Regions from separate parts of the Homo sapiens genome. Here region 1 is linked to region 2. The links are chromatin loops, found by intact Hi-C in ENCODE. Cell type or tissue: Caco-2. All regions are shown on one strand. Links, peaks and the distances in the headings refer to the core of each region. The heading gives the core; the rest is flanking DNA.

Region 1 (7,154 bases), core at 835-5,834, 730 kb after region 2:
TAAAATGAGAATACCAACTAATATTCATGTCTAAACTACATGCATTATCAATAGCCATCACAGATTGGCAACAAATATAAGAGTTTGGCAAAAATCAATGAAAGCAATTGACTTCTATTAGAATAAATTGGTTATATGGAATTTAGAATGAAGAAAATTAGTTTATTATTTTTAAATTATTGTATACATACTTTACTTTAGTAAATTCATATTCAATTTATCTATCTATCTATATGCAAGTTATAAAAATATATGCATATACATTTTTCCTGGAGAGCTGGTGGCATATATTTAGCATACCACCGGCTCTTGGGGTCATAATTTGCCTAATAGGAAATGTGACTTATAATGCAATAATAGTGAAATCCAAAGCAATAAATTATGTACATGGAGGCATGTACATAATGTCACTGTTGGTGACATTGGGCTCAGACAGCTTTGGGCGCAGGGTAGATGCTATAGTTAAGTGATTTAAAGACTGCGTGTCAAGATTCCATAATGTTATAAGGTTATTTTAAAGTACTCATTCTTTTCACCAATGCTGTTTTTTTTTTAAATCACTTCCTAACACAGCTTTCATTCCTTATCTCCAAACAAAAATTACTGACTACTGCCTTTGGCATTGAGGGCTCCTAGCAAGGCAGAAGCATGGCACAAGTTGGCAGTATTGTGCTTAAGCCATGGGGTAGAGCTCAGAAAGGAACAGGCAGGCTGACAGAAGTGCCCTCTATGTCAAGCTCTGACTTTCTCACTTGAAAGTTTGGGTGTCTGAGGCATGAGGCCCTAGGCTAGGACAAGCGGGTGGACATTTTGAAAGGCTAGGATCCTGGCAGCCCACTTACACCAACCTATTTTACTTCTAAGTGGTGCACATTAATCACTCCAGAAATGCAAAGGTGACAATGAGTCAAAGTTTAAGACTGATGGCGCAAAAGTTGCCACTAAGTATTAAGAGAGTGCTCTATGCCTAACACAGTGCTTGGGGCTTCATATACATTAATTTTCACCTTTAAAAAGTCCTCTGCAGCCATTATTGTTTCCTGACTTTATTTTACAGATAAGTAAACTGAGGGGCAAAGGTGTCAAGTGACTTTTGTTTTGTTTTGTTTTTTTGAGTCAGAGTCTTGCTCTGTCTTCTAGGCTGAAGTGCAGTGACCTCAGCTCACTGCAACCTCCACCTCCTGGGTTCAAGTGATTCTCTTGCCTCAGCCACCTGAGTACCTGGGATTTCTGGTGCCCACCACCATGCCCAGTTAATTTTTTGTATGTTTCGTAGAGATGGGGGTTTTACCATGTTGGCCAGGCTGGTCTCGAACGCCTGATCTCAAGTGATCCGCCCACCTCGGCCTCCCAAAGTGCTGGGATTATAGGCATGAGCCATCGCACTGGACCTTAAGTAACTTTTAATAACCAGCGTTTGTCAGATCCAACTGTTAGCTGTCCTTCTTTTAGTAACCTCTGTGATCCTGTCTTTTTGCTACTGTAGCACTGTGCGAGAGGTAGCACCTGAGAACTGGTACCCGAAGAGCGGAGGAGGCGCGTGTGCAACCATTGCCCGGGATCAGTATGTGCATTTAAAGGTGAAGACCAGAGTCAGCACAGCTAGAGGCTCTCCTCAAGCATCAGAATGACACAAAGAGCCTCCAGAAAGATACATTTTCCAGCAGGCCTCCCTGTCAGTACAGAAACAAAATGCATTAGCAAGAAGCTCACATGGCCTGAATTTGCTGAGATTGACAAGGCGGGTGTGCGGTGTTCTGAGGCTGCCCAAACAATGTTCTGCAGCACTGGCTGGAATTCTAGGTGGCTTCCCAGTTTATATATTCAGTGAATTCTTAAGGGACAAGAATAGCAGTAAAAATAATAATAGCAAATATTTATGTAGTGTCAACATGTGGCAGGCACTGTTCTAAGTACTTTACAAATATTAAACTAGTAATGTTATCCTCAAAATAACCCTCTGACATAGGTCACTGTGACAAAGGCTGCTGCCTGGTTTTTGTAGTCCATCGATGTCTTCTTCCTGGGCTCACAGCCAAGGCTCCATATCCCAGCCTACCCCTGGGTTGAGGGAGGGTGTCATGAGACTTGGTGCTGGCCAATGGAATGGGAGTGGAAAGTACAGGTGCCTCCCTGAAGTCACAGGCCTTAAAGCTCCCACGAGCTCCCCTCCATACTCCTCTCCCTCAGGGCCTCTTTAGAAATCAAGTGTTACAGCTGACAACAACTGCCAGCCTGAGTCCCCTGAATTACGGGAACAGAATCCTCTGCTCATCTGAAACTACCCTGGCCTATTTTATGAATAAGACATAAACTTCTTTTATGTTGAGATAATCATGCTTGAATTTTCTTGTAACTACCACCTCGCCCACTCGAGCCAAATTTTATACTATTACTGTTATCATCCTACAGATGAGCAAACTGAGGCACTGGTAACTTGCCCAAGGTCACACCTAGAACGTGATGCAGCTGGAATGTATGCAGGCTCTCCGGCCCCAGAGTACATGTCCTTCACCATTACACTATTTCCCCCTATGGGATGGAACAAAGTGGTCTTCCAGCCTGTCTGTAAGCACATAGGCTGTGGGAGTGGGCTGGAGGGGACACTGGCCTCCAGATGGCCTCATGCCCTTCATGCGTCTAGCTTGCATGGAGGGGTAACCCAATAGCTAAGGAGAAAAGGCTTCTCCCAGACCCTTCTACCAGGTAGTCACATGGGGTGGAAACAGGATCCATATTTCCTGATTCCCAAGTCTCTCTGCTGCATTACTTAGCAACTAAACATAATGTAGCAATACATATTACTACAAATCTCCCTGAAATCTAGCAATATACCTTTTTTTAATCTCCATTTTTACAGATGGGGGAATTCAGCCTTGGGGAAGTGAATTAACCTGCCCAGTGTCTCTCAGTTAGCAAGTGGGGTAGAGCTAAGGTTCGCATCTAGTTTGGCTCAGAGCTTTCTGTTAACCGGCATCCAATCCTGTTTCACCTGAGAGGAGCAATGTGGAGTGAGAGCTGGGAATACCCACCCTGTAGACTCAGTCTCAGAACAAGGGTGAAAAGGGCTTTAAAATCACTCGCCCTCACTTGGCGGAATAACAATGCTCACAGCAGCCGTGTGGTTCTCAGGGCATTTCCCCAAGCTTTCTTTATCCTCCCTGGAGTTTCTCCTCTCACCAGCCGCTCTATCTGGGCACGGGCCTCTGAAGCTCCTGTCTGTCTGGCCGGTCCACTGGGCCCCCTTCAGAGGAAAGGCTGCTCTCATTCCTCAGGGATGTCCCAGAGCCTGGCGCCGCTGCTGGGCATGAGCAGGAGGGCGGGAACGATTTGCTGAGTGAGGAAGTCAACAAGGCGGGGCGGGCATCATCATGCCCACTTTGCAGGTGGGGAGACTGACGCTCTGGGCGCTGGAGGGACCCCTCAGATCGCCACAGCTGCTTCTTCCCCCAGGCGCTGGGCTTGTCCCTTGCAGCACAGAATCTCTGGGTCAGTAATCATGCAAAGGGTGAAAGCCAGAGGAACCTGGGTTAGCAAGTGACACGAAGGGACTTTCCAGGATCCCCCCACCGCGAGGCCTGGCACGAAGGAGGGCTCACAGTCCGGCTCCCAGAGCCCTGCAAGTCGGGCGCGCTCAGCCCACCTGCTCCCTGCATTGGTGGTGGCGGGCGGCCCGCACTCCCCGCGCCCCAGGCCCGCCCGCTCCCGCCCGGCTCGGCGCTCCCTCGGCTGAGCAGCTAGGCTCTGCATTGCAGGGGTCCCACCGGGCCGCAGGGTAGCCTCGCCCCCGCCGCTCCTTCCTTTGTCCCTGCCCCGCCGCTGCGGCGTCTGCGGCTTCTGCGGCCGCCTGGGAGCGGGCATGGGTGGGCGGGGCCCGTGGCGGCGCTGCCCGGTGCACCAGCACCATCTAGGGGCGCTACGACAGCAGGAAGGGCGCTCCGCTGGCATCCGTGGGTCGCCGCCTGGCCCTGGGCAAATTTTCCCAAACTCCGGCCTCGGTTTCCCGGGTTACCGTGGAGGCGACAAGCGGGTCCACTCCTATCAGGTGTCCTCACTGGTACAGTCGTAATCCCTTAATGAAGGGGATTGATCGTCTCCACAGCCGCTAATAGGCAAGGAGGGAAACTGAGGCTCTGAGGGGTTAAGTAACTTGTCCCAGGGGATATAGTTCTGGGGACAGAACCAAGAATCAAAACCAGGTGCATTTGAGCTCCTAATCTGTGCGTGGAACCCCTTGGCTGTGCGGCGTGGAAGAGGGCAGTTTCTCCTGATATGCCACATGCAGTGGGACAGCTTGTCCTGCTCCTTGTCCTCTGCTAGCTACTTTCTGTATGATCAAGTCATGTGACCGCTTTGAAACTCAGCTGTGTCACTCACTTTACCTTAGGGATCATCCCAAGGCCTTCCTTCTTCCCGGCTCTCAGGGAGGCAGGTCTCAACCATGAAAAGGTTTCAGAGGATGGGAGCCACAGTGAGAATCAAGAGGGAAGGGCCTCTGAAGACAGAGCTAGCTCCATAAACCTGTCCAATTATCACCCTTACAAGCGCAGAGCTCCAGAACCCCCAGGCAGAGGCAAATTTCCCTTAGACCCCGGCTTTGAGGCTTGCAGCCCATGTTATTATCTCCATTTTACAGCTGAGAAAATTGAGGCACAAAGAGACTTGGGCACTTTCTCAGAGTTGCAGTCCTGGGTGAAATGTGCTCAGGGCTCCCTCTCCTGGGCTGGGGGGCTCCCTCAGGAGATCCCGGATGGTCTGAAGCACAAGGTTTACTGAGCCCCAGTGGAGGGTGCAGCCCTGAAGAAGAAAGTGGGAGGGTTTGGTCTGGAAAAGAGAAGACCTTGAGAAACTCAAAGGCTATCTCTAAATCACAGGGGCCTAACACATGAATGAGTAGGCAGAAGTACAGGGCAAAGAAGGGATATATGGGGAGAGGGTAGAGTGGTTGGGTTTTAGCAAAAGGAGCAACAGAAACAGACTGTTGAAGAAGCCCTGCTGCCACATGGCATGACAGATAACCTGCTCCCCAAAGCTACCCTGCGTCCATCGTCTTCTGAAGGCTGCCCGGCTGCTCCTGGCATCCCTGGCCTCCTTGTGTGCCTTCCTCTCAAAGATATCCTGATAGTCAACCTGTGGCTGCCAAGACCTGTGGGAATATTTTTGCATCCCTGCCTTGCAAAGCCAGATGATTTTGATGAGCCGTGTAACTCAGGCTTCCTTGGGAAATGCTGGGCCAGTCATGGGTACACCTTTCTGTGACTCTCATCAGCTCTGAATAATCCCCATCACTTCAGGTAAATAAAGGAAGTTCATCTCTTACAACCCAACAGTAATTAATAGAGTCCGCATCCATTTGCTCATCCTAGAACAACTTCCTAGGGATTAGACGTGTTCCTCAGGCACTATAAGCCTCTTGAGATCTCAGATAGTTCTGTCCACTGTCTGTGTTGCAAACCCTACTCCTACCCCAACATACTCCTATCTCAACAAAGAGAGAGTTTCCTAGAAATGCTTTTGAAGTGACAGCAGTGTTTCCATGGGGCATCAAGCCTTCCTTCCATCTATGTCACTTCAGGAGCTTAAGGCCACAAACATTGGCTGATGACATACTATGTGCCAGGTATTCTGCCAGACCCAGATGATACACTGACAAATTGTCTCAACACACCTGTATAGGCAGATTGAATGAATCCTATTATGCATCAGACTGGTAGGGACTATTTCACCTGCTTGGGAATATATGAAAAGGTGTCTAATTTTTCCAGTTAATCATCCAAAGTCCATTCGCCCACTTAGCGGGAAGTTTTTTCTTTCTCAAAATCAACCCCTGTCCCACCTCCAGTTGTCCAACAACCTCTCAAAAACCTTTAGGTCTTGCTCAGGACAAAGGGATTATTAGTTCTGCTTCCAAATGCCAGATGAAAGAGAGAGCTGGAGTCTGGTCAGCACTATAGTGGACTTCTATGGAAAACTGGCTCTGGAGAGACTGACGAGTCCACTGTGTGGTGCTCTTATTGGCCTGGCCCTGCAAGATCACAGTGCTCCCAAGCTTACAGCTTTTGCAGTTTCTACTGATACATTCAGTCATTGAGCTAAACGCTGTCTCCTGGGCCACCAAGGCTGAGTCTGCTGGGGCGCCATCCATCCATCCTCAGCCACAAGTGCTACAAGATCCCACCTTTCCCTCACAATGCACCTGGCCTTCTGCCTGGACCACCAAGATCCTCTGCCCTCCTGATAGTAAGGGCTGTCTCATATCCTCAAAGAGGATCCAGTAACAGTAAACCTTAGAATAGGAGTGAGGAGCCTTTCCTTTAAGAAGGCTGTCTTATCAGAATCCTTTGTGGAAAAGGCTCCTCACTCCTCTTCTGAGGTTTACTATTACTGGAGTTAGGAACTTTTCTTTCCAGAAGGTTGCTTGGCCCTTGTGAAAATGTGTCCACTATTTGTTCTTTTTTTAATTAATCAACTCTTCTCACCAAAGTGTCAGGAAGGGCCAGCTTTGATAGGCCAGAAAAAAAATCCCAAACTTCCTTCTTAGAGAGCAATCGATGACAACTTTCCTATCATTTTACCTAACCAAGGGAAGCCAGTTGGTCAACCTAGCAGAGAAGATCCCTGGGCCATCTAGATAGAGAAAACCTGCCATTCCTCTCACTAAAACAAATAAACAAAGAATGAACCTTGCTTTCCCAGATACTCTGTCACCATAGAGAGGGAAACTGCCAGAGGCCAGGCTAAGAGCCTTGCACAAGGTCACACAACCACCATAGGGTGAAAGAACCGGGATTCCAATCCAGCTCTGCCTCGCTCTAAGATCTGTTTGTCCCATTATTCTTCTTTCTGGTGGGGGTATTTCTCTGTTTCAAGTTTGAGCCGTACTTGCAACCTGTGGGAGATCTGGCATTTTTACTTCCAGTACTGCTTAAAGGACAGCTCCTTTCCCTGCCATATCCCCATCGCCCCTCTCCTCTTCCCCCAACCCCAAATGCCCAAACTCTGGTAAAAGTGTGTTAGAGCCAATGGGTCTGTTTTTGCTCCCTGATCCCCAAGCTAAGTCTGTGGTCTCCGGTGGGCATTACATCACACTATCTGGTTAGGTATACCCATATGGTGCCCTTTGTCAGACCTGGGCCAGTGCCATAGGTTCTCCA
Region 2 (7,154 bases), core at 647-5,646:
ATTATTATTATTATTATTATTATTATTATTACTTTTGAGACAGAGTCTCACTCCGTTGCCCAGGCTGGAGTGCAGTGGTGCAGTCTTGGCTCACTGCAATCTCCACCTACCGGGTTCAAGTGATTCTCCTGCCTCAGCCTCCCAAGTAGCTGGGACTATTGGTACATGCCACCATGCCCAGCAAATTTTTGTATTTTTCGTAAAGATGGGGCTTCGCCATGTTGGCTAGGCTGTTCTCAAACTTCTGACTGCAAATGATCCGCCCGCCTTGGGCTCCCAAAATGCTGGGATTTGGGCTTGAGCCACCTCACCCGGCCGCATGCATCTCTTTAAATGTCTGCCTCACCCTCTTGATCTGAACTCTTCCATGGCAGGGATGGGCACAAAACAATGAAGTGGTTACAGTTCTTTTGCCCAAGCAGTTCATAATAGTACAGGAAGACAAACCTGCAAAAGCCAGCTACAAAATGAAGGTGCAAGGACTGTGCTCTGGAGAAAGAACTCATCCTGTATACAAAGGGGGTTAAGGGCCATGGTGAGTTTTCAGTTAGAATTTGAAAAATTATAATAATGAAGATGTATAGATGAGGAAGAACTAGGGGGTAGGCATTTCAGACAACAGCAGTAGGATGCCTGGTGGCAAGAAAGTAGAGGGTGATGCCCACTTTGTCCCAAGAAGCAGAGCCTAAGGTGAAGGGAGAGAGTTGGGAGTTGAGGAGTTGAGGAAGGCATTGCATTCCCAGTCTCAGTGGTCAGTGTTTACCCTGGGGCAATGTGGAGCCATAGAGGGCTATGGAGAAGGGGTGGTATAGCCTCCACATGCCTTACAATCGTTGTGGGGTGCAGATGGACTTAGGGTTAGCCCAGCTGAAGGCAGAAGCAAGGCTAGCTCTTGCAGTGAGAGTTGGTGAGGGTGGAGGGAACTTGTGAGGCAAATATATCTGCAGGGGCTTCCCTAAGTGGGCATTTTGTCCCATGTGGCTATGTCAGTGGGAGGAAGAAAGTGGGAGAAGAAGCATCTCTCCACCAACCAGGCAGTTGCCAAAAACAGTCTCTCTCCCAGGCCCAGTGTTTATTGTTCTCTGTCACAGCCTATTTTCTGTTACATAATGCATCAGACTGACCCCCGCCCCACAGACTCTGCCCCGGGGTCCTTTGTTGGCTTTGCCCCTTGGGCCTCTGATTGGGCAGCTGAGGGGCAGGCCCTCCGACCAGCCCCTGTCAGTTCCCCAGCAGGGGCAGGCCCCCTGGGCCCACTGAGCTCCTGGGTGGGGCCGAGGAAGCACAACTGTGGGCAAATCAAGGCTCATCAGCAACGTGGTGAAAGCACAACTCCCAGTGCCTCATCTGCCTTGGAACCACCAACAGGCTTCCGGCTAGGGTTAGGCAAATGAGTTCATAAGATCTAGAAGCGAGCAGGATTCCAGCAACATACAAAGTGCTGGAAGGGGGCTGCTCAAGGTTGAAGAAAATGAAAAAGAAATGGTATCACTCTGTCCCAAACTGGACTGTCACCTCCAGTGCTGATGTCCTTACGGTCCGTCCTGTGCCTTCAGTTTCTAAGGGCTGGAGGGAGGGGTAGGGCAAGGGGAGTTTCCCCCCAGAGCTCTGGAGAACTCATAAGTGAGTGAGAAGAGCAGGAGTGATGCCTGCAGTCATGGTCAAGTTCCTTCCGGAGACTGGGCAGGTCCCAGGAACCAGGCTCTGGTCTCTAGACCAGCCCTGGCAAGACACTCGGGAGTGTGTGTGTGTGTGTGTGTGTGGGGGAGTGTGTGTGTGAGTGTGTGTGTGTGTGTGTGTGTGTGAGTGTGTGTGTGAGTGTGGGAGTGTCTGTGGGAGTGTCTGTGAGTGTGTGTGTTGTCTGTGTGAGACAGTGTGTGGGAATGTGTGTGTAAGTGTGTGTGAGAGTGTGTCAGTGTGTGTGAGTGTGTGTGTGAGAGTATGTGTGTGAGAGAGAGTGTGTGTGTGTGTGAGTGAGTGTGTGTGTGAGAGTGTGTGAGTAAGGGAGATGCTGCTTCTTGATATGATACAAGTGTGGGCCCACCTGGCAGCCTAAGGTGGGATGTGGAAGCCAAGGGTGGCTGCAGCCCCCAGTGGCTGGAGAAGGCAACTTCCCTGACCCAGAGTTGCCGAGTGGCTCAGGGACGGGCCAGGGCCACGGCCAGGAGCCAGGGAGGAGGCTCTGAACAGGCCTTTCATCCATGGCCAGAGATGCCTGGGAAGCACCATGTGGGGCAGACCCCTTAGAGTCCGAGCAAGAGCCTCTCCCGCCTGTAACTACTCTACAGCCACGACGGCTCTGGCAGAGCCCGAGAAACCCACAAATACATCCATGAATATTTATTCAGCCAGTAAAAATGTAACATGCACCAGTTCTATTCCATGAGGCTTCTAGGTGCTGGACACAGCAGTGAACCAAGCAGAAGACGCTACCTTCCCAAGCTGCCCGTGACAATGGAACAATGGCAGCTCAAGTCAGGAAGGCTGCAGGCATTTCCCAATATGCTGTCTCACGATGGCCCTGCCACAGCCCTGCGAGAATCTCCACTCACCAGCAAGGGAAACAGAGGCTCAGAAAGCCCAGCGAGTCAGCCCAAGTGCAGAGAGCTAGGTGACACACCAGATGTCATCCAGTCTCTCTGTCACATCCTCACCCTCAAGGAGGTATGACGGTCCCGTGAAATCAAGTAAAAGCACTTTGTAAACTAAAATGCAACTAGTGAGATGCGGTTCTTATCATGAATGGGAAAGAAATAGGAAGTGACCCAGGCTGAAGGTGAGCTGAGGGTAGAGACAGACCCTCTTGGGTGTGTCTGGGCTTTGGTTTTGCAGGCAGTGTACTTTGCTCCCCAAATGCCCCTCTCCTGGTGTCTTCCTGTAATCTTTCTGCATGAGTGAGCAATGTTTGTTTTGGAAGCTGAAGGACCAGACTTGTACCAGTTGAGATGAGTACACTTTTGGTCACAGGCGGGGGCTCAGATCCCTCTGCACACAGGAATTCATCCTGTCACCTCATGTGTACCATCCATAACCCTAAAAGACTGCCCTGTCATCTTATCTGGCAACTGGGATTTTAGCAGTCCCTTCATTAAGCCTGGAGAACAAAGGCGGGCGGGTGAGGGTCTCCGAATGTCCAAACACCCTGTCACCCGGAGTGTGAGGCTGCGGCTGCCCCGGGGAGGGCCAGGCGCTGTTTACAGATGGGAGGAGATAACCGCAGAGGAAGGTCGCTGGAGTCTTCTCTTCCATCCTCCCTCTCCCACCCCTGAGGGGGGTCCCTGACCACCCTGATTCTCCAGCTGGCCTGGAGACCTATTTCAAGCTCCTGACAGAGGAATGCATGGCAGAGCATGTGAAGCGGGGTGTGATGTGGGGGCAGGGAATCCAACCCACGAATTGGATTTTACAATGGCACGCCCACTGCTGCCAAGGGGAAGTGGGAAGCAGGAATTAAAGCAATGGAGCAATGGTTTGAGTCACCCTCTCTGCGCCAGAACATTCTGAGAAATCGCTGGTTCGTACTCCAAAACTCCTTTCCCTGGGACAGGAGCTCCTCTATATCATCAGAGGCAACGGGGTACCCAGAGGCTGCTTGGATACCATCAGTGACAGGGAGCTCACTCCTCTAAGCATGGTCTGTTCCTTTGGAGGGTAGTTTGTGGGAAAAAAAAAAAATCTCTCCAGGGCTGAGCTGTGACCTGTGCCCTGTGGCTGCAGGTTGAATGTTCACCTTGGCTTTGTGCTTTAAGTTACTGAAACTCATTAGAGAGTGCGTTCTAGTGGACATTATTATCATCCCCACTACCCAACTACCAGCAAGAATCATCAATGATAACTTGCATTTAGAGTGTCTTCGTGCTTTCACACCCGAGAATGTATTTGTTCATCCTAACAGCCGTATGAAATGGGGATAAATTAACCTCATTTTCTTTTTTCAGATCAGCAAACTGAGGTCTGGAGAGATGAAGTGACAGGCACAAGCGGTAAGAGCAGCTGGGACCAGACCCCAAGTCTCCTCACTCCCAGTCCATGAGGGCTCAGCTCTTGTCAGGCACTCCCTAATCCCGGACAGTCATTCTATAGTAAGGGCCAACTTTGCATTTAACACCGAGAAAGAATCTCCTCTGCCCTGAAGATCACGGTGGTCCTATTTCCTCCCAAAAGATGGACAGGTGTTGTTTACAATTCAGTATTCAGAAGTGAACTGAAATGCAAGAGCTGGCAAAGCTTGCTCTGAGAAGGGAGGTCCCCGTGCCTGAAGTTGGGTGTCCATGAGCTGGTGAAGGACTCAGTGTAGATATGACAGAGGGTATGTCAGAGCCAGGCAGGGGGCTGGAGTCTATGACATCAAAGTCCTTTTCAATCTTTGTAGGAAGACTTCTTTCCTTCCCAGGCCCTGTCCTTAGCACAAATTTGGGGACTTACGTGGGATGGTGTCTTGCAGGGACAGTGATACATGTCAGAGCCAGCCATGGCGTTTTCTCCCTGTGCTGGGCAGCCGGCCGCCAGCACGCTCCATGGCTTCGCATCCTCCCATAGTCAGAGAGTCTCTACCCATGACCCTGGGACACACAGATCTCCTTTCCTAGGTTGAAGGCACCCAACCTCCTCATTATAACAGTGCCCTCTCTTTGCTTGTCCAAACCTACTGCTACTTCAAGTCAGCCACTGTGATGCTTCCTGCAGGAAGCTCTTCCTGGTGTCCCCAGCTCTTCCTGACACCTGTCTTCTGAGAGCTTCTGGTGCCTGTCTGCCAGAGCTCCCCATGTGGCTGCGGGAACCCCTGTAGAGTCCAAGCCATCACCTCCCACCACATGCCACAGCTCATGAGGGAGTTCCCAGCCAATGTAGCCCTGTTGTGGCTCCCAGAGTGGCTTTCCCTGGCACAGAATGCCCTCATCATTCCCCTGCAGAGTTCCTTGGTGCCTCTAGCACCAGCAGGCAAGCCAGTCTCTTTAGCTGGGCAGCTAAGGAATTGGATTTGTTCTGTTTACCTCCCCAGCCTCACTTGCAGTCACTCTTCTGTACGCTGGTCACACAGACTGACATGTCCCATGGCGGAGCAGCCGTTTCCAGCTCCACTCCATGGCATGGGTGGTCTTGAAAGATACCTCCAAGATCAGTCCTCAGGCGACCTGCCCGACCAGGCTCCCAGGTGACCTGGATGGTCTGAGACACCAGGAGTAAAAGGGCTGTGGAAATCATAATGTGCTGGATGGCTGGGAGGGGACTGCTGGGAGGGGATGGCTGGTGACCACTGTCTTGTTTTTTAAGCCTCATGTCCACCCTGCACTGTTATGGGGATTAGCTTAGTTGTGGCATTATCAGATTCAAGTTCGTTTGCAGGGGTCTCCAAGGCCTATGCTCATCTCTTCCATTCTCAGAAGAAGGTGGGACGGCCCCGCACAATGGGAAGTGACTTGCAGGAAGCTGTCGGAGTGCGATGGGGGCAGCCTCGGCTTCCTGAACACCCCCAGCCAGGGCAATGCACCCAGACAGGCCAATGTGTCCATGCCACATCACTGCAGGGCAATGACACAACTGTCAGGGGCCCTGGATACAGCATTCCTTGCCCTGGGGTGGGGTAGGGGGAGTAGGGAGCTTCCGAGACCCTGAAAGCAGGGCTTCCAGGCTTCGGCACCCTGTCCCTCCTTCTGGGCTGTTCCTTCAGCATCTGCTTCAGTGTCCACCCATGCCTGGCCTTTCCTGACCACTTCTACATCCCCATGTGGCGCTTCAGCCTGCAGCAGGCACAGGTGTTAAAAATCCCGTCCACCTGACTCCACCTCTCCAGCGGGGAGGTGCCAGAGAAGAGTGGAGGTGTCTGCTCAGGGGCACAGGGTGGGAGCTGGCTCTGGGGCCTTTCTCTGTGGGTCAGGATGAGGAGCAGGGCTGGCCTGGGGCTCTCAGGACACCTGAGGGCCATTTGCACAATTGTCTTTACAGGAAGCTTCAGGGAGGAAGGCTGCGGGCTGGAGAGAACCTGAGGCTGAGTTTCTTCCATTTCATCCAGCGCATTCACCAAAGCACCCTGTGTGCCGAGGGCAGCGGGGGCCGTACCCTCCCGGAGCTCACGAATGGGTGAGGGAGAAGCCCCTAGGCGGAGAAACTTACAATCCCATGTGGACATGTGAACTCAGTGAGAGGAGGTGCTGCGGTGAGGGCCACTTCTTGGAGATTTGGGAAAAGGAGCAGGATGTTTCTGGCAGTGAGGCTGGGAAGGGCATCCTTCATAGCAGAGGGAAGCTGTGAGCAGAGCAGAGGCTGAGGACGACTCCACCCAAGGGGACCGGTGGGGCAGGGGCTGTGCCAGGGCTTGACCCGGAGCTCTGGGCTGTGTCCAGTTCCCTTCAAATGAGAAAGAAGGCGCCAGAGGTGCAGGGGACAGGGGATGCCTGCCAGCCAGGCCCCATCTCCTCTGCTGTTTAGGGACTCGGGTTGGAATTTCCACGACACTATTTGGGGGAGGATGAGGGAGCTGGTGGGAAATGGGTTTGGGGGCGCGAGGCTTGATATCATTTCTTCCGATAAAGAGGCATTGGCTCAGCTTTTCTGTCTTCTGCTTAATCACTTTCAGAGGCTCATTAGACTTAGAGGAAATACACTTGCAAACTCAAACCACATGCCACCCTCAGAGTACATACTCCCATCCCCAAAGCACACGTACCTCAGAGAAAGGATCATTGGTTCCCAAGAACAGGAGCCATTCCGTGGAAGGGGTCACCTGCCTGGAGACTGCAGTGCTCCGAGGCCGTAGAGCAAGGTGGGTGGAAGCGGGTTTGAGAGTTTCAGGGACGGGCTGACTCTCACGGGGCCCTTACCACGTGCCTGCTGCTGTTCTCATTGCATTGCACGTATTAACTCACTTAAGTCCCACCTGAAGGTGGCCACCATCATTGTTCCCAAAGAGCAGCTAGGCCCAGACATGTTAAGTAACTTGCTTCAGATCACATGCAGCCAAGTGGCAAAGCCAAAAATTGTCCATAGTCAGGCCACCCGGGTTTGCAGCCCAGCTCTGCCATTGACGAGCTGTGTGTGTTTGAACAAGTTACTCAGCCTTGCTGGTCACTCTTCTCCTGTGTGAAGTACATGTAGCAATTACATCTGCCAACGGGGGGATGATTGAAGACCGGATACACCATGGGCCTAACACG

What was found. Hi-C counts contacts between places; a loop is a spot of excess contacts. Peaks named below come from ENCODE experiments on the same cell type or tissue, not always from the same donor. Only the 100,000 strongest peaks of a DNase experiment are listed, where the experiment ranks them.
Region 1: a loop joins it to region 2, with 4 times the contacts of the local background. A loop is called at or near these places in 2 of 110 quality-filtered maps.

The regions. Positions count from the first base shown.
Region 1 is chr2:16,504,526-16,511,679 of GRCh38, forward strand. No RefSeq gene overlaps it. Among named protein-coding and RNA genes, the nearest start is that of CYRIA, 160 kb to the right of the region's middle. RefSeq lists a silencer at 3,716-4,010. In Caco-2, for the core only: a CTCF peak has its summit at 3,914 (motif pointing left); DNase peaks (open chromatin) are centred at 1,756, 2,056, 3,293 and 3,886; H3K4me3 peaks cover 410 bases.
Region 2 is chr2:15,779,209-15,786,362 of GRCh38, forward strand. It overlaps LOC124905976. Among named protein-coding and RNA genes, the nearest start is that of LINC01804, 92 kb to the left of the region's middle. RefSeq lists an enhancer at 1,773-2,720. In Caco-2, for the core only: no CTCF peak of the experiment used is centred there; DNase peaks (open chromatin) are centred at 2,130 and 3,033.